Linked DNA regions of Mus musculus: region 2 is linked to region 1. A link is a loop called in an ENCODE intact Hi-C map of the cell type or tissue named here. Cell type or tissue: heart. All regions are shown on one strand. Each heading gives the region's core, and the rest is flanking DNA. Links, peaks and the distances in the headings are about the cores only. Region 1 holds the start of Actb (actin, beta). Region 2 holds the start of Fscn1 (fascin actin-bundling protein 1).

The links. A loop is a pair of places that touch in the nucleus more often than their neighbours do. Peaks named below come from ENCODE experiments on the same cell type or tissue, not always from the same donor. Only the 100,000 strongest peaks of a DNase experiment are listed, where the experiment ranks them.
Region 2: a loop joins it to region 1, with 11 times the contacts of the local background. A loop is called at or near these places in 6 of 42 quality-filtered maps.

The regions. Positions count from the first base shown.
Region 1 is chr5:142,903,041-142,911,832 of GRCm38, reverse strand. Actb (actin, beta) reads left to right here and starts at 5,079. Exons shown (of 6, transcript NM_007393.5): 1 at 5,079-5,181; 2 at 6,141-6,269; 3 at 6,357-6,596; 4 at 7,051-7,489; 5 at 7,585-7,766; 6 at 7,892-8,718. The coding sequence starts at 6,147. The coding sequence ends at 8,035. It overlaps Gm38733 (a long non-coding RNA gene), which reads right to left. Exons shown (of 2, transcript XR_003955825.1): 2 at 8,318-8,792. In heart, for the core only: CTCF peaks have their summits at 1,653 (motif pointing right) and 5,077; DNase peaks (open chromatin) are centred at 2,072, 3,452, 5,102, 5,852 and 4 weaker places; H3K4me3 peaks cover 6,540 bases; H3K27ac peaks cover 6,993 bases.
Region 2 is chr5:142,955,172-142,963,963 of GRCm38, reverse strand. It overlaps Fscn1 (fascin actin-bundling protein 1), which reads right to left and starts at 3,609. Exons shown (of 5, transcript NM_007984.2): 1 at 2,684-3,609. The coding sequence starts at 3,515. In heart, for the core only: a CTCF peak has its summit at 3,613; DNase peaks (open chromatin) are centred at 393, 923, 1,803, 3,603 and 1 weaker place; H3K4me3 peaks cover 4,255 bases; H3K27ac peaks cover 4,551 bases; H3K27me3 peaks cover 917 bases.

The sequences.
Region 1 (8,792 bases), core at 335-8,334:
TTCCCACTGAGCATTGGGTAGCATTCCCATCTGGAAGCAAGGAACAGGAATCCTGCTTGCCCTAGGGCAAGCAGAAAGGCCTCTACTAGTGCGTATGAAGGGGAAGACCTGGAAGTTTCTCTTCTGTTTCTGAATAAATCACTCTGAATTTGAAAGTCTGGGAACTCCCCAGAAGGGTGGGGCAGTTTTTCCTGGTGCCCTAGGGGGCCAAGACAGAAGGTAGTTTTTAAAAGGATTTTTCAAAACTCTCCCAAGAACTTTAATAAGTTCCCCCATTTCAATGGAGCGTGCTTCTAATCTAAGTGCTTGGCCTTGGATTTGAGGCCAGGCTGGGCTACTGTATGAGAACTTGCCGTAAAGAAAAACCAATGAGCAAACACGGGCCAGTGAGATGTCTCAGTGGGTAAAGAAGCTTACCACCAAGCCTGATGATCCCTGGTGACCCACAAGGTGAAGAGACCTGACTCTTCAAGCTATCACATGTACACAGCCCCCTCTACACACACTCAGAATTCATCACTGTGTAAACTGAGTGTGGTACCGTTCCCCGTGACGCTGGGGATCAAGAGTTCTAGGTCAGAAGTTAGATGCCTCAGTGGTTAGGAATACTTACTGCTCTTGCCGAGGACCTGAATTCCGTTCCCAGCGTCCTCATGAGGTGGGTTTCAACTGTTTGGCACCTGCATTCATGTGCTACACATAAACTCCTGCAGGCACACACAGGTACACCTAAGTGAAAGTAATACATAAACCTTTTCAAATATTTTAGGCTGGGCAATGGTGGCGCACACCTTTGATCCCAACAGTCAGGAAGTAGAAGCAGGATGGTCGTCTTGAATTCGAGGCTAGCCTGATCTACAGAGCTAGTTCCAGAATAGCCAAGGCCACATAAAAAAAAAAAAAAAAAAAAAAAAAAACAAACAAAAAAAAAAAACCTATCTTGAGGCTGGAGAGATGGCTCAGTGGTTAAGAGCACTGACTGCTCTTCTAGAAATCCTGAGTTCAATTCCCAGCAACCACATGGTGGCTCACAGCCATCTGTAATGGGATCTGATGCCTTCTTCTGTCTGAAGACAGCTGCAGTGTACTCATATGTATAAAATAAATAAATCTTCAAAAATTAGGAGGGAGGCAAACTCCCCTTCCCAAAAAAGGAAAAAAGAAGTCTCAAACACACACACAATAACAACAAAAAACAAAACCCCTCCATTTATTTGTGTGTGGAGGTGGGTGGGTGGGTGTGGGTGTGGTGGGGAATGTGTGGTGTGATTTTAATGTGCAGATCAGAGGGCCACTGAGGGAGTTGGTTCTCTCCTTCCACCATGTGGTTTCCAGAGGTTAATCTCAGACAGTAAGGAAGCAAGTGCCTTTGTCCACTGAGCTACCTAACTCGGGGGGAAAAAAGACTTCCCTAAGTAAATCTTTGCTTCCTTCCCGGAACCAGCGAACGTTCTTTTAGGGCTATCTCAAGGCACATGCTTGCTTTACTCCCTCTGCTCAGAACAGAGCCTTTTGGCTGCTGAGTAGGCAGGCAGCAGATATGGTAACTGAGTAACTCCGAAGCTGTTTGGGAAGAAAGGGCCATCTGCTTTGGCCCCAGGCTATTCCTTTTCTGGGTCATCTTCCCTGATCACTTGCTCTCTGGGCCTGGAGAGGGCAGCCTGAAGCTGGCCCCAAAGGCTGAGAAGTTAATCAGCTGGAGGAACCCACACTCCTGGACAAACCTCCTGTAGGAAAAAGCCCTGCGGAGTCAGGGTTATCAGAGCATGGGTGAGGTGGCCCTGCAAGCAGGCATCCAGTAGACTTTTCCGGTGGTACCCTACGTATGACCAGGGCCTTTGGCTTGCCCTCATTGAACTCTGAGAGATAGAAATATGTACTAAGGAGGAGGTGGGGCCAGGAATTCCAACTTTGGAGCAGTCCTTGGACCTAGTCCCCGGGGACATTCCAGAGGCCACTTTACCCAGGGAGGGGCCCTGTGAGGCAGAGGGCAGGCTGTTAGCTCAGGGGCCCCTGAGTACAGAGGCATTATGGCTGGATCTTAAAGCACTGGGCGCTCTGTCAGGCCCATCTCAGTTTTCTGAACCTGTAAAAAGGGAGTATGTTTTCTGGAACGTTCCAGGCCCTCCCTCATTCATTTAGTGCCTTACTGACATCCTGCTGTCTGCAGGGACCCGCCCTCTTGGACAGAGCTCCTGCTACTGTGACAGGAAGTTCCCCTCTTCCTCAATTTCTCACTTGAAAATGTGCAGCTTAGGGTCTTCCTGGCCAGCTGGGCTTGAATGTCCCCAGGAGAAGTGACATATGGCTTCTGAGAGGAGGATCAGAGAGTGGGCCTTGAATTAGGTTGTAAATATTCTCTCGTCCCAAGGCTTTTCAGGGAAGGGGACCCTTGTGGGGGGAAGTGCACTAAAGCTACAGGTGTCACCCATGCTCTGGGCCAGGCTGTGGCTGCCAGCTGGGTGCCTGACAGTAACAGTGACAGCTCTTTGTGAGGGCAAAGTTCTCTGGAGAAGGCCAGCTTCACTTCCTCTGCCTTCCCCTTCCTCCACTTCCTCTTTTCCCCACCCCCACCCTGTTCTGTGCTTTCCGTCTCCTGTCTGCACCCCAAACTTAACAGCTGAGGCCCCCTCCACCTCTGCCGGCCTCTCAGGGACCTCTCCTTTGTCAGGGCTGAGGACACCCAGACGATCTCTCATTCATTCCACAGAACAGAGCCCCTCAGTGTGTGTGTGTGTGTGTGTGTGTGTGTTAGTGGAAGGAAGTGGGGGGTGATGGGGCCCCTCAAAGGGCTGGCTTGTTTTATGTTGTCCGGGCTGGGGGAGGTGCTGAGTTATTAAGACTAGCCTGAATAGGCACCATGACTGTCTTCATAAGCACACAGGAAGCTGAGGCAGGAAGAGCAGGAGTTTGAGGCCAGCCTGGGCTACATAGGGAGCCACTGTTTCAAACAAAGAAGCTGGGCATGGTGATATATGCCTGTAATCACAACACTCTCGGGATGTAAAGGCAGAAGGATCAGTTCAAGTCTATACTCCACTACATATCAAATCTGAGAGCAGCCTAGGCTACCTGAGACCCTGTTAAAAACAACCTCCCACCCTCAATTTCCAACAAACCAAGAGAAATCCCCCCCACGCCACCCCCAAGAATGTGAAAGAGAACACTGGAAAATGATCATTGCAGACAAGACAGACCAGAATTGTTTCAGAGGTCGGGTGGGGCTGAGGTGCCTGCCCCTTGACCAGTCCCAGGACTGAGAGGTGACAAAGTGGCAACACAGGTCCTGCCTGGGAATCTGGTCTGCTCTAACCTAGTAAAGCTGTCTGGTGTCACCCAAGAGGCTCCCTCCACATCCTGCACCCCTGATGGCTGATGGCATCTTTCTCCCTTGCACCCCACCAGGGTTCTCCTGGGAATACTCTGGGCTCTCCTTATTGACAGGCAGCATTTGCCCTGCCCCACCCCCACCTGTGACTTGCAGGACTGGCAGGTCCTTGGGCAGCTGGCAAACTGCCTGAGCAACTGAGAAATACAAGGCCAGGGCCAGGGCAGTCCTGTCCCCCGGAGGCAGGGAGGAGACTGCCTGGGAAAGTTCTCTCAGGGTTGGTGACTGCAGAAGACTTTTGTCAAATTTTTTTTTTTTTTTTGGTGGGAAAGATAACTAGGGGTGTGTTTCCAGTTCACAGCATATGCTGGGGTGATGGTCACCTCTTCCAGACAAGGCCTCAGCAACTTCAAAATGCCCTGCCACCAGCCAAGAACAAGGAAGCTGGCCACTGTAGTCCATATATGGATGAAGCCTTCTTTGGTTTCAACACCTACACTTTGTGAGCCAGTGAACACCTACCTATGCATGCACTGAGGCACGGCAGGCCCAGAGCATCTCACCTGAAGCACCCTTCTTGCCTAAATCCAGCTTTCTGTCACACTCTCCCAGAAGGTGCGTGTCCTTCTAAGCTAAGCTGAGGGATCCGGCCCTCAACCCTGACCCCGTGTGTAGCTCTCAGCCAAATAGCTGGCTTGCTAAGTAGAACACTGGTACTTAGGTGAGGGGGACAGGGGCTGCTTCTCTCTGGAGGATTTGGGGCTCCGGTGACCACCAACTTTTCCCTGAGCAGCTTGTCACTCCCAGAATCCCCACGGCTGGCAGATGGACTAGTGCACAACTCAGCTGTGGCTGCACATAATAAATAGAGGATAGATGGTGGGCCCCAGCCCAGCGATGTCTGGCAGTCACCCAGAGACACTAGCTAACGGCCCAGGCTTAGTCTTGCCTGGGTGTGATCAGGCAGTTCTCCAAAAGTGCCTGACTCCATGAGAAGTTTTGTTTGTTCTATTGAGCACAGTTCCTTTCTAGATCCGGGGCAGGGGATATCTGGAGGCATCTTCTTGCAACACCTCCAGTTATTGGACCACTGGGGCTCGCCCTATGCTTGGGATAGGATGGCCTTGAGTCTCTAAGAGGTCAAGATCCATGAAAACCTCTCCAACCAGAGTTCTGCTTCCAAGTTGAACCCCAACACACCTAGCAAATTAGAACCACAGCAGAAGGGGCCCCCCCGGATCTGGCTTTCCGGCTATTGCTAGCAATTGCTAGCAAGGGGGAGTGACTCTCTGTCCATTCAATCCAGGCCCCGCGTGTCCCTCAAACAAGAGGCCACACAAATAGGGTCCGGGCCTCGATGCTGACCCTCATCCACTTAAGTGCTCGATATCCACGTGACATCCACACCCAGAGGGTCCTGGGGTGGTTGGGTGACCCCCAGAATGCAGGCCTAGTAACCGAGACATTGAATGGGGCAGTGTCCACAAGGGCGGAGGCTATTCCTGTACATCTGGGCCTACGGAGCCAGCACCCATCGCCAAAACTCTTCATCCTCTTCCTCAATCTCGCTTTCTCTCTCGCTTTTTTTTTTTTTCTTCTTCTTTTTTTTTTTTTTTTTCAAAAGGAGGGGAGAGGGGGTAAAAAAATGCTGCACTGTGCGGCGAGGCCGGTGAGTGAGCGACGCGGAGCCAATCAGCGCCCGCCGTTCCGAAAGTTGCCTTTTATGGCTCGAGTGGCCGCTGTGGCGTCCTATAAAACCCGGCGGCGCAACGCGCAGCCACTGTCGAGTCGCGTCCACCCGCGAGCACAGCTTCTTTGCAGCTCCTTCGTTGCCGGTCCACACCCGCCACCAGGTAAGCAGGGACGCCGGGCCCAGCGGGCCTTCGCTCTCTCGTGGCTAGTACCTCACTGCAGGGTCCTGAGGATCACTCAGAACGGACACCATGGGCGGGTGGAGGGTGGTGCCGGGCCGCGGAGCGGACACTGGCACAGCCAACTTTACGCCTAGCGTGTAGACTCTTTGCAGCCACATTCCCGCGGTGTAGACACTCGTGGGCCCGCTCCCGCTCGGTGCGTGGGGCTTGGGGACACACTAGGGTCGCGGTGTGGGCATTTGATGAGCCGGTGCGGCTTGCGGGTGTTAAAAGCCGTATTAGGTCCATCTTGAGAGTACACAGTATTGGGAACCAGACGCTACGATCACGCCTCAATGGCCTCTGGGTCTTTGTCCAAACCGGTTTGCCTATTCGGCTTGCCGGGCGGGCGGGCGGGCGGGCGGGCGCGGCAGGGCCGGCTCGGCCGGGTGGGGGCTGGGATGCCACTGCGCGTGCGCTCTCTATCACTGGGCATCGAGGCGCGTGTGCGCTAGGGAGGGAGCTCTTCCTCTCCCCCTCTTCCTAGTTAGCTGCGCGTGCGTATTGAGGCTGGGAGCGCGGCTGCCCGGGGTTGGGCGAGGGCGGGGCCGTTGTCCGGAAGGGGCGGGGTCACAGTGGCACGGGCGCCTTGTTTGCGCTTCCTGCTGGGTGTGGTCGCCTCCCGCGCGCGCACAAGCCGCCCGTCGGCGCAGTGTAGGCGGAGCTTGCGCCCGTTTGGGGAGGGGGCGGAGGTCTGGCTTCCTGCCCTAGGTCCGCCTCCGGGCCAGCGTTTGCCTTTTATGGTAATAATGCGGCCGGTCTGCGCTTCCTTTGTCCCCTGAGCTTGGGCGCGCGCCCCCTGGCGGCTCGAGCCCGCGGCTTGCCGGAAGTGGGCAGGGCGGCAGCGGCTGCTCTTGGCGGCCCCGAGGTGACTATAGCCTTCTTTTGTGTCTTGATAGTTCGCCATGGATGACGATATCGCTGCGCTGGTCGTCGACAACGGCTCCGGCATGTGCAAAGCCGGCTTCGCGGGCGACGATGCTCCCCGGGCTGTATTCCCCTCCATCGTGGGCCGCCCTAGGCACCAGGTAAGTGACCTGTTACTTTGGGAGTGGCAAGCCTGGGGTTTTCTTGGGGATCGATGCCGGTGCTAAGAAGGCTGTTCCCTTCCACAGGGTGTGATGGTGGGAATGGGTCAGAAGGACTCCTATGTGGGTGACGAGGCCCAGAGCAAGAGAGGTATCCTGACCCTGAAGTACCCCATTGAACATGGCATTGTTACCAACTGGGACGACATGGAGAAGATCTGGCACCACACCTTCTACAATGAGCTGCGTGTGGCCCCTGAGGAGCACCCTGTGCTGCTCACCGAGGCCCCCCTGAACCCTAAGGCCAACCGTGAAAAGATGACCCAGGTCAGTATCCCGGGTAACCCTTCTCTTTGGCCAGCTTCTCAGCCACGCCCTTTCTCAATTGTCTTTCTTCTGCCGTTCTCCCATAGGACTCCCTTCTATGAGCTGAGTCTCCCTTGGATCTTTGCAGTTTCTGCTCTTTCCCAGACGAGGTCTTTTTTTCTCTCAATTGCCTTTCTGACTAGGTGTTTAAACCCTACAGTGCTGTGGGTTTAGGTACTAACAATGGCTCGTGTGACAAAGCTAATGAGGCTGGTGATAAGTGGCCTTGGAGTGTGTATTGAGTAGATGCACAGTAGGTCTAAGTGGAGCCCCTGTCCTGAGACTCCCAGCACACTGAACTTAGCTGTGTTCTTGCACTCCTTGCATGTCTCAGATCTATCCATACAGTTTCACCTGCCCTGAGTGTTTCTTGTGGCTTTCTGAACTTGACAACATTATTTATTTTTCTCTACAGATCATGTTTGAGACCTTCAACACCCCAGCCATGTACGTAGCCATCCAGGCTGTGCTGTCCCTGTATGCCTCTGGTCGTACCACAGGCATTGTGATGGACTCCGGAGACGGGGTCACCCACACTGTGCCCATCTACGAGGGCTATGCTCTCCCTCACGCCATCCTGCGTCTGGACCTGGCTGGCCGGGACCTGACAGACTACCTCATGAAGATCCTGACCGAGCGTGGCTACAGCTTCACCACCACAGCTGAGAGGGAAATCGTGCGTGACATCAAAGAGAAGCTGTGCTATGTTGCTCTAGACTTCGAGCAGGAGATGGCCACTGCCGCATCCTCTTCCTCCCTGGAGAAGAGCTATGAGCTGCCTGACGGCCAGGTCATCACTATTGGCAACGAGCGGTTCCGATGCCCTGAGGCTCTTTTCCAGCCTTCCTTCTTGGGTAAGTTGTAGCCTAGTCCTTTCTCCATCTAAAGGTGACAAAACTCCTGAGGCCATAGTACAAGTTAAGTCTGATTTCTGTCACTCTTCTCTTAGGTATGGAATCCTGTGGCATCCATGAAACTACATTCAATTCCATCATGAAGTGTGACGTTGACATCCGTAAAGACCTCTATGCCAACACAGTGCTGTCTGGTGGTACCACCATGTACCCAGGCATTGCTGACAGGATGCAGAAGGAGATTACTGCTCTGGCTCCTAGCACCATGAAGATCAAGGTAAGCTAAGCATCCTTAGCTTGGTGAGGGTGGGCCCTGTGGTTGTCAGAGCAACCTTCTAGGTTTAAGGGGAATCCCAGCACCCAGAGAGCTCACCATTCACCATCTTGTCTTGCTTTCTTCAGATCATTGCTCCTCCTGAGCGCAAGTACTCTGTGTGGATCGGTGGCTCCATCCTGGCCTCACTGTCCACCTTCCAGCAGATGTGGATCAGCAAGCAGGAGTACGATGAGTCCGGCCCCTCCATCGTGCACCGCAAGTGCTTCTAGGCGGACTGTTACTGAGCTGCGTTTTACACCCTTTCTTTGACAAAACCTAACTTGCGCAGAAAAAAAAAAAATAAGAGACAACATTGGCATGGCTTTGTTTTTTTAAATTTTTTTTAAAGTTTTTTTTTTTTTTTTTTTTTTTTTTTTTAAGTTTTTTTGTTTTGTTTTGGCGCTTTTGACTCAGGATTTAAAAACTGGAACGGTGAAGGCGACAGCAGTTGGTTGGAGCAAACATCCCCCAAAGTTCTACAAATGTGGCTGAGGACTTTGTACATTGTTTTGTTTTTTTTTTTTTTTGGTTTTGTCTTTTTTTAATAGTCATTCCAAGTATCCATGAAATAAGTGGTTACAGGAAGTCCCTCACCCTCCCAAAAGCCACCCCCACTCCTAAGAGGAGGATGGTCGCGTCCATGCCCTGAGTCCACCCCGGGGAAGGTGACAGCATTGCTTCTGTGTAAATTATGTACTGCAAAAATTTTTTTAAATCTTCCGCCTTAATACTTCATTTTTGTTTTTAATTTCTGAATGGCCCAGGTCTGAGGCCTCCCTTTTTTTTGTCCCCCCAACTTGATGTATGAAGGCTTTGGTCTCCCTGGGAGGGGGTTGAGGTGTTGAGGCAGCCAGGGCTGGCCTGTACACTGACTTGAGACCAATAAAAGTGCACACCTTACCTTACACAAACAGCTTGTGGCTCTGTGGCTTTGCTGGGTGTGGGGAGCAGGTTGGGTGGGTGTGGAGCTCTATTGGGGGGGGCATC
Region 2 (8,792 bases), core at 339-8,338, 52 kb before region 1:
AAAATTCTTTGAAAGCATTAGAACCCAACAAGTAAGCCAGGGTGGGCAGTGTGGGGAGACATAGCACGGGGTCTCCTTGAGCCAGCAGGGGCTTGGGAGGGTCATGAGAAGCAAGGAGGAAAAGACCCTACCCACTACCCCCCATCCTACTCTCATAGGATCTCCACCTCCCAGGAAGATCCTGGCTCAATGTACCTCTGTGCTTTCAGATGGGGAAACTGAGGCCAGGAAGCCGGAAGCAGCAAATCTGCATGGAAGATTCACAACCCCAGACCAGATTGAGCCTTCCCTCTCCCTACTCCTGGCTAGCAGTTCAACACGTGTTTCCCCGAAGCCCAGCCCCGCCTCCCTGCCACGCAAGCCTGCCCAAAATGGCCTCCCCGGCACACCCACCCAACAGCTCACCCTCAAAAAGCCGGGGGAGGAGTTGGCTGACTTGGGAATGAGACTTGGACCCAGACATAGGAGGGCAGAAGAGGTCTGACTGTGTGTGACCCCAAGTTCCCATCAGATTCTCACCCCTTCAATTCCCGCCCCCTCCTGCCGCATCAGTGTGAATCATGCACAATCATGGCACCCTCAGAAAAGGGTACCTGTCCAGGCTCGCAAAACACACCCTCTAGCTCCTTTCAGGCCCCAAGGGCCCAAGTCACCTGTGCCTTGCCTAACCTTCCCCAGGGCACAAGCCTCGGCCACAGCTCTGTAAGCAGAGAGCTGGTCTCTCTAGGCTCTGGAGTACTCGTCATCTGCAGGATTCCCTCCAATCCCAGCCTTCCTCCTAGCTATGCAGGGCTTCTCTATTTGCAACTCCCTGCCTCCGGGCCTTTGCTGAGGCCCCTGCCTGCAAAACCAGTCCATAAACTTGGTGCATGCTCATTTCTATTCACTCTCCTGGGGCAGCTCCTGGGTCCTCAGAAGGGACCCCAGATCTTTATAATCTACTACCCCGATCCTGTACCCCCAATCTTCTGCTTTACATACCAGTCACATTCCCAAGAGACGTTTACCGCAGCTCGTATCTCAATGTTTGCTAAACAGGTGGGAACTCTGACCCCCTCGCCCAGCACTGTGAAACAAGAGAGGCCATGGTTCATTGGTGTGTGTGTGTGTGTGTGTGTGTGTGTGTGTGTGTGTGTATAATGAGAGAACATTCTGGCATCAAGTACACCCAGTTCAGCATGGTGCTGACTTACTGTGTAACAGTAAGCAAATGGTCGCACTTTTCTGAGCGTTATTCAGCCAAACTCAAGCAGGCCCCACCCAAGGCTTTGCCCTCTGCATTGGGGGAGGGGGGTCTTCCTCCCCACAGACTGGCTCCCATCCAGCTATCTCCAAAGCCTGGGGTTCAGTTTCCCAACCAAGGAAGCGAGATCTCACAAGCCCCTACCAGCAGGCAGCAAAGACCCTTTGAAGAGTCGGGGGTACGCCAGAAAGGAGGCGCCTACTTGTACCATGCCCATGCCGGTCGGAAATGGCCTGCCAGCCTGCTGGAGGCCCTGGATGGGGACAAATAGAGCTGCAAACGGTTGTTCCCAGCCAGAGAGGCCTTGGGGACCGGTTCACTCGAGAGTAGAGGCTTTTGGAGGGACACTCCGCCGAGTGCCGGACCGCAAGGCGTGCATAGGAGGGCAGGGAGGGCGCCTGGCGCGCAGCCACCCGCGCCACGCCGCCTGCCAGCCGGGGTGCGAAGGAAGAGCCAGGCGGCTTCACTCCGCGCCTTCTCAATGAACCCTGGACCAGGGACAACGCCTGGAGGGTTGGGGGTGGCTCTTCCGCAGAGGGACCCGCCTAAGCCGATCCCCTCCCCCAGCTCCGCCGCATCTGGTTTTCCCATCTGCAGAGCCTTAGCAGGACAAAGGGGACGAGGGAGGGCCCAGCCGTGGCGACCCGCCCCCCTGCTCACAAAGGCCGCGGCCCGGAGCGCCAGGCCTTAGCGAGGGGAGATGGAGTGGGGGAGGGGAAGCCCCTACGGACAACCCCACCACCACCAAGAGTCGCAGGGCCGACCCCGCCCAGCACACCCCGCCGGGATCAAAAGCCCCTCCAACCTCCTCTATCTCGCCATTTAAGGCGGGGAGGGCAGGGGTGACTGTCCCCTGGCCCTCCAGCCAAAGGCCCGCGAAACGGGAGAGGACGCACGAGGAAATGAACAAGGGGGGGTGTAGGGGGAACCCTTCCTCTCCAAGACCTGGGACAGCCTATCCTAAAGAATCGGCTCATGAATGGGGATGGCTCAGACTGGGAAGGAAGAGGAAACGGAGAAGATCTAAGCTAGGTCTATGGAGTCCCACGCCCCCAGCCGGGGGGGGGGGGGGTGGTGGTGGACAGTATTGCTTTAGAATGTGTTAGGCCTTACCCACTTCCCCACGTCACCTTCTCCCAGCAGAAGAAGCCTACGTCCTGAACAGAGGGGTGGTACATGCCTTTATTCCCAGCACAAGAGACAGGAAGGAAGATTTCTGCGAGTTCGGGGCCAGCCCAGTCTACATAGCGAGTTCCAGGATAGCCAAGGCTATCTGGTGAGATCAGATCTTTCAAAATAGAAGCCCACCTCCTCATGGCGGAGCCCAGAGGCCTGTGAGCCTAAAGGGAGCCCAGGAGGAAATAGGGAAATAGAAGGAGTGCAGAGATGCTTTTGTGCACTGGGTCAGGACCCAAGGGAGGGGACATGTCCCCAACTCACCCTGGCGCGTGGACACGTTCCTCTCGTTGGCCGCCTGCAGCACCACCTGAGCGCAGCTCTGTTCCAGGGCGAAGAGCTCATCTTTGCCCACCTTGGTGGCCTTGCCAGCCTTGAGGGTGCCGCTGGGCCCGGACGGAGCCAGGTAGCGACCTTCGCAGTCGCGAAAGGCCACCTTGCCGGAGCGGAACTCCAGCGTGAAGCCCGTGGCGGGCTCCGGCCGTGCCACAAGGCGCCCGTCGTGGCGCAGGAAGCGGTGGTCGGACGTCTGCACACTGTAGCGTTGGTCCTGGAAGGCCAAGGTGATGAGCGAGTCGACGCCCCAAGGCACGTCGCGGTCTACCGCGATCTCGTCGGCCGGCCGCGCGCTCAGATGCGCGTAGCGCTTGCGGGTAACGCTGTAGATGTTAACCTGCGGGTGCATGGCGATGTGCACGCTCCACTTCTCGGCCGGCGACACGCTCTGCGCGAAGCAGGACAGGCGGTCCTCGGTGCCGCCAAAGTAGCGCCGGTGAGCCTCGGACTGCAGCGACCAGCGGCCGTCGTCGTGCGCCACGACGAGAAAGCGGCAGTCGCCGTCGGGCACCTCGCGCTCGCAGGTCACGTTGCCGTCCTTGTCGGCGGCCAGGTAGCGACCCAGGTGGCTGCGCAGACACACGGCCGCGCTGCCCGCCTCATCGGGAGGTTGCTCCAGCGTCCAGATCTGCTTCTTTTTCAAGCTACTAGCGGATGCGTTCACCTTGAACCCGAACGCCTCGGCTGTCAGGTACTTGTTGCCGCAGCTGATGAGCCCGAACTGAATCTGCACAGCCTCTGCCGTGCCGTTGGCGGTCATGGTGGCGGAGGGCGGCCCGGTGGCCCCGGGAGCTTGGATAGCTGTGCCCGACCTCCTTTGTTCAACACGGCTTAGCCCGCTGCAGTTCTCCACAAAGCCAGCCCGGCGGCGCCCAGGGTTTTATAGGAGGATGACGTCACCGTGGCCACGCCCCTACCCGGGCCTGCCGGGGAGGGGGCTCTGCAGCGCGCGCCCGGTCCCCTGCGCTTCCCCGGAGTGTTTTTCTGGGGTTTAAGACCGGGTTTCACTCTGTAACTCAGACTAGGCTTGAAGTATCTGTGTGGCTCAGGCTGGACTCGAACTCATAGCAGTCCTTCTGCCTCTGGCCCGTTCGTGTTTGCTAGTCCATTTAACTGTTCCTCCACAGTCGTGCTCTGCAGTAGTTGGCTGATCTCCAACTTTCTCCTGCTCTCTGAGGCCATCCTGAAACACCCCTACCCCCAAACCCAGTCGATGGGAAGGACCAGGTTTAAGATAATGATCCCTTCAGGATGGAGGGAGGGTCCAGGGTGTACCAGGAAGTAGCCTTAGAGCCGGTCCTTGAAGAAGCCAGAGACGCCAGAAGGGTCTGGGGTAGAAAGGAGGTTAATTTCTAGAGAGGCGCATGCAGAGCCCTACCTGCCCCGCCCGCCTCAGGGTTTTTCAAGGCCTTGTAGCCTGGGCCTCCTGAGCAGAAACCGAGATTTCTATTCCCGGGTCAGCATAGAGTACAGCCACCTTGCTGACTCTAAATAAATTGTGGTAACTGTGGCCCAAGTCAGTGGCCCACAAAAGTCCCTACTGTGGTGATGCTCAAGCCCCGGGGTGCTGGTCTACCAGGAAGCAGGGTAGGTAAGGCAGGAATAGTGGTCTCTGTTTATGAAGACATCAGAAAAGCAGGTCAGCTCCCTAGAATGGCACAGCCCCAATGTACCTCCTAACTGCAGCCCCTCAGGGTTCCAGACCAGAGGGACATTCCCACAAACACCACCTCCCACCTCCCACCACACACCACCCCACGTAAGAACACTTCCCTTTGAGTTTCTGGAGGACTGAGACTTCTCCTGGGACATTCCCCACATGCCAGGCAGGCCCCTGGAATGCTGGCCCTACCCCAGGCTGCCCACAAGATCTGGGCCCCTGGCCCTTCCCAGCCACAGGCTGGGCAGGGTACTGAAACTGACCAGTCTTCACGGTGATCTGTGTCCAAACGCATCTCTGTCCCAGGCAAACCCCTCCAGCGACCATCAAAGGGGAAGGGGAGATGGCATGGCTTTCCCATCATCAAAGGTCAGTCCTGACAAGTCCCTAGAATCCTTGCTGGGACATCTAGTTCCTCCCTTAGAGGTCACAGGAAAGGTCACCAAGTTCGCGGCCGATAGCCAGCCATCCTCTCCTGCTGTGGGACTTTGCACAGGTTACTCTCACTCTCTGAGCTCTCCTTCCTCTGTAATAAAGACACATATTCCTGGGTACAGTGAGTCACACTTGTAATTCCAGAACTTGAGAAGCAGGGACAGGAGGATTGCTTTGAGTTTAAGACCAGCCTTGAGGGAGCAGGTCAGAAGACTGGAAGCAGTAACAGCCAAAACCCGATACTGAGGGTGCCCTCTCTGCCATCCGGTACTCTGTTCAAACCTGTTTAACCCAGAGCATCGCATCGTGGGCAGAATCGGACAAGTTGGCCTCATTACACACCAGGCTGTTAAGGTTAAGTCAATGCTGCTATGTGTCAGGGCTCCGTGAACGCTCTGTATTGATTAGTCACTGAACTTCACGTCAGGGCATGGGCGTGCTGGCCATCCGAGAGCTTTAGGCTTAAGCTATGGGGGATGCCTGGGTGTGGTAAGGCAAACGCCAGCACACCAGAGGTAAAGGCCGGAGAACCGACAACACAAGGTCATCCTAGGCCTCTGAGATGACCTTGAATGCCAGGCCAGCCTAAGCTATATGAAACCTTGCCTCAAAAACCCAAAGCTGGGAGCTCGGAGGGTAAAGGCACGCTCCCGGGCTGAGGGGCTGAATTTAGTCTCTAGACCATCATGATGGAAGGCAAAACCAACTCCCTTAAGTTGTCCACTGACCCTTCCCATACTGCCCCCTCTCACTTCATGTACACACACACACACACACACACGTAAATGCAAAAGAAAGGCCAGTTGTGCAAGCATGACCTCACCTATAAAGCCAGGCCTGTGGTGCACATCGAAAAGCCCACCCTGAGCGGTCGGCTCAGTCAAATCACTGAACTCAGCTTCAGTACGAGGGACTCAAATCTAAGGTGGGGCTCAGCAGTGAGCGAGCTCCTCTCAAGCACCCTAGTTCAGTTCTCAGCACCCGTGGGGGCTCACAACCACCTCTAACTCCAGTTCCCAGAGATCCAACAGTCTCTCCTGGCCTCCTCAAATCCCTGCACCCACAAATCTTTTTAGAATTTTAAACTGGGTGGTAGTGGTGCACACCTTTAATCCCAGTACTCTGAAGGCAAAGGCAGGTCTATCTCTGAGTTTGATGCCGGCCTGGTCTACAGAGCAAATTCCAAGATAACTGGACCTACATAGTGAGACCCTGTGTTAACAACGGAGGAGCTAGTCAACGAGATGTCTCAAGCAAGCGAAAGCGCTGGATCCAGGTCTTAGACCCACACAGAGGGAGAGAAGTGACAGCCACAAGTTGTTCTCTGACCTCCACACATGTGCTGTGGTGTACAGTGCCCACAGCCGCTCACACACAGACAATAAAACTAAGGTGGAGAGCTCTGGAGAAAGTTACCCATCACTAACCTCTGGCCTATACATACATGCTCACATGTATACACACACACACACACACTCATGCACATACATATACACACATGCTCACACACATGCACATAGTACACACACACACACACAAGCAAACACACGTGCACACATACACACATTGAAAGACAGTTGTGGAAGGAAACCACAGAAAGGCTCTTTGGGTTTTCCCTTAAGATGAGTTTGGGTCCAGCACTCAGAACAGAGGCTTAAATGTTGGGGGACTTCCATCTGGCTCTGGGTGAGATCATCTGTGGAGAATTGAGGTTCATCTCAGCAGAACCGAAGCCTTCATTGTTCTCATTTCATGTGCAGTCCTTGGGAACAGATAATACACCCACAGCCACACAGTTCAAATACAAAGGATGAAGCAGCCTTCACCCTCCCGCCTCCACCAGCAGCTAGAGATCTTCCAGGTGTTCTTTAAATGGAGACAAGCAAACATGGATACACATTCAACCTCACTGATGGTTTTGTTTGTTTTGTGATGTTTTCAATGAAAGTCATGGCCTTGAACATCTTAGGTGAGCAGTCTGTTACTGAGCCACACCCCAGCCCGTCAATGGGGGATTCTAGGCAGGGGCTCTACCACTGAGCCACGTCCCAGCCCCTCCCTGGGGGATTCTAGGCAGGGGCTCTACCACTGAGCCACGCCCCCAGCCCCTCACTGGGGGATTCTAGGCACTGAGTCACACCCCAGCCCCTCACTGAGGGAATCTAGACAAGCACTCTCCAGCTGAGTTACCACCTCATGTTTTGCTGTTTTGCTCTTGGTTTTATGAGAAAGGCTCACATAAGCCAAAGCTGCATAGGAACTCCTGATTTCCTCTTTCAGCCTTCCAAGTGCTGGGATTATAGGCAAGCACCACCTCCCCCAGCTATGTAGTTAGTTGTTTTGTCTTGCCTTCTCCTCCTCCTCTTCCTCCTCTACCTTTTTTCTTTTTTTTTTTTTTAAGATTTATTTATTTACTATATGTAAGTACACTGTAGCTGTCTCCAGACACTCCAGAAGAGAGCGTCAGATCTCATTATAGATGGTTGTGAGCCACCATGTGGTTGCTGGGATTTGAACTCGGGACCTTCGGAAGAGCAGTCAGTGCTCTTAACCACTGAGCCATCTCTCCAGCCCCTACCTTTTTTTCTTGAGGGAAAGTTTTGCTATGTAATCCTGGCTGGACTTGAACTCAGAGACTAAAGGCGCGTGCCACCAAGCCTGGCCACACCTGTTTTTCCCCTTGGGTTCCAGGTCTTGGGCTTCGGCTGTAAGTGCTTACTGTCCCACCTTCCCTCCCTATGTCTTGGTGCCCATTCTTCTCTTCCTTAGAAACAGTAGCTCCCTCATTCCTTTCCAAAACAGCATGATATTCGGATCCATAGAGTCATACAGTTAGCGCACTCGAACCCGACTTGCCCATCAGTGAGCCTTTCAATCACCAACCTCAATGCTTTTCAATTTTCTATGCTTAGATCTGTACCAAATACACACACACACACACACACACACACACAGAGGCGTGTATGCACGTATACAGAATGCCTCTGCCTCTGGTGACAGGAAGGTCCCTCCATGCTCTGCTCTGAGCAAACATGGGGGATATAAGCATTTGCTCTAGATGGGGTGAAGGCTTGGGGTGAGACCTCTCTGGTAAGCTCCTGAGAAAGGAAAGGAGGTGCCGTTATGGACTGGAATTCTGCAGTTGGCTGAGTCTGGTAACCATTGAGCTTCGGTTGGGAGTGGGCTGTTATCATTGTCGCTGCTGTGTCTCTGCCCCTGTTGTAGGCACACTTAATAAAGAGCCGCACAGAGCTCCAGCCTGCTCTGTGTCACACCTTCCCCAAGTGTCCCCTGAGTCCTCGGAGGGATGAGCTACACCTGTACACATCACGAGGTCTCCTCTTCGGCCCTGCCCCAGGTCCCTGTGGGGAAAGATGGGGACATGGACACTGTGTCCCTGGATCCCCTGGGGACCCAAGTGCCACCTGATCCCTGCTGAGATGAGGGTGCAGCACAAAACAGAACAGTTAGCGGAGGTCAGGCCTGAGTCGCTCCTGGCTGGATGCCTTGCCTGGCGCTTGCACCAGACAGGAAATAAGGCCACAGGATAGGCTGCCCTGCTCCCCAACTTAGTTCCCTGAAGGAGGACTCCTGGAGTGTCCCCAGAATCTCCATGATCTCCATGCAGAACAGGGACTTCCAAAGGAACCAGTAGTGACTCCCTGGGCTACACAGTTCACCCACCCATCCCCCATATCCCAAGATTTTTTTTTTACTTTTTTTTTTTTTTTTGTAATGGCATCTGTGTAGCCCAGGCTAGCTCCATAGACTTACTATGTTGCTGAGGATGCCCTTGAACTCCTGATCCTCCTGCTGAGATGTCAGGGATGCGCAACAGATAACAAGTCTCCACTGCAGCTTGATGGGCACCCCCTTATCCCTCCAACTTTTCAGTCTCTCACCTCTTGGCTTTCCTGGAAACCTCATTTACACTTCTCAGGA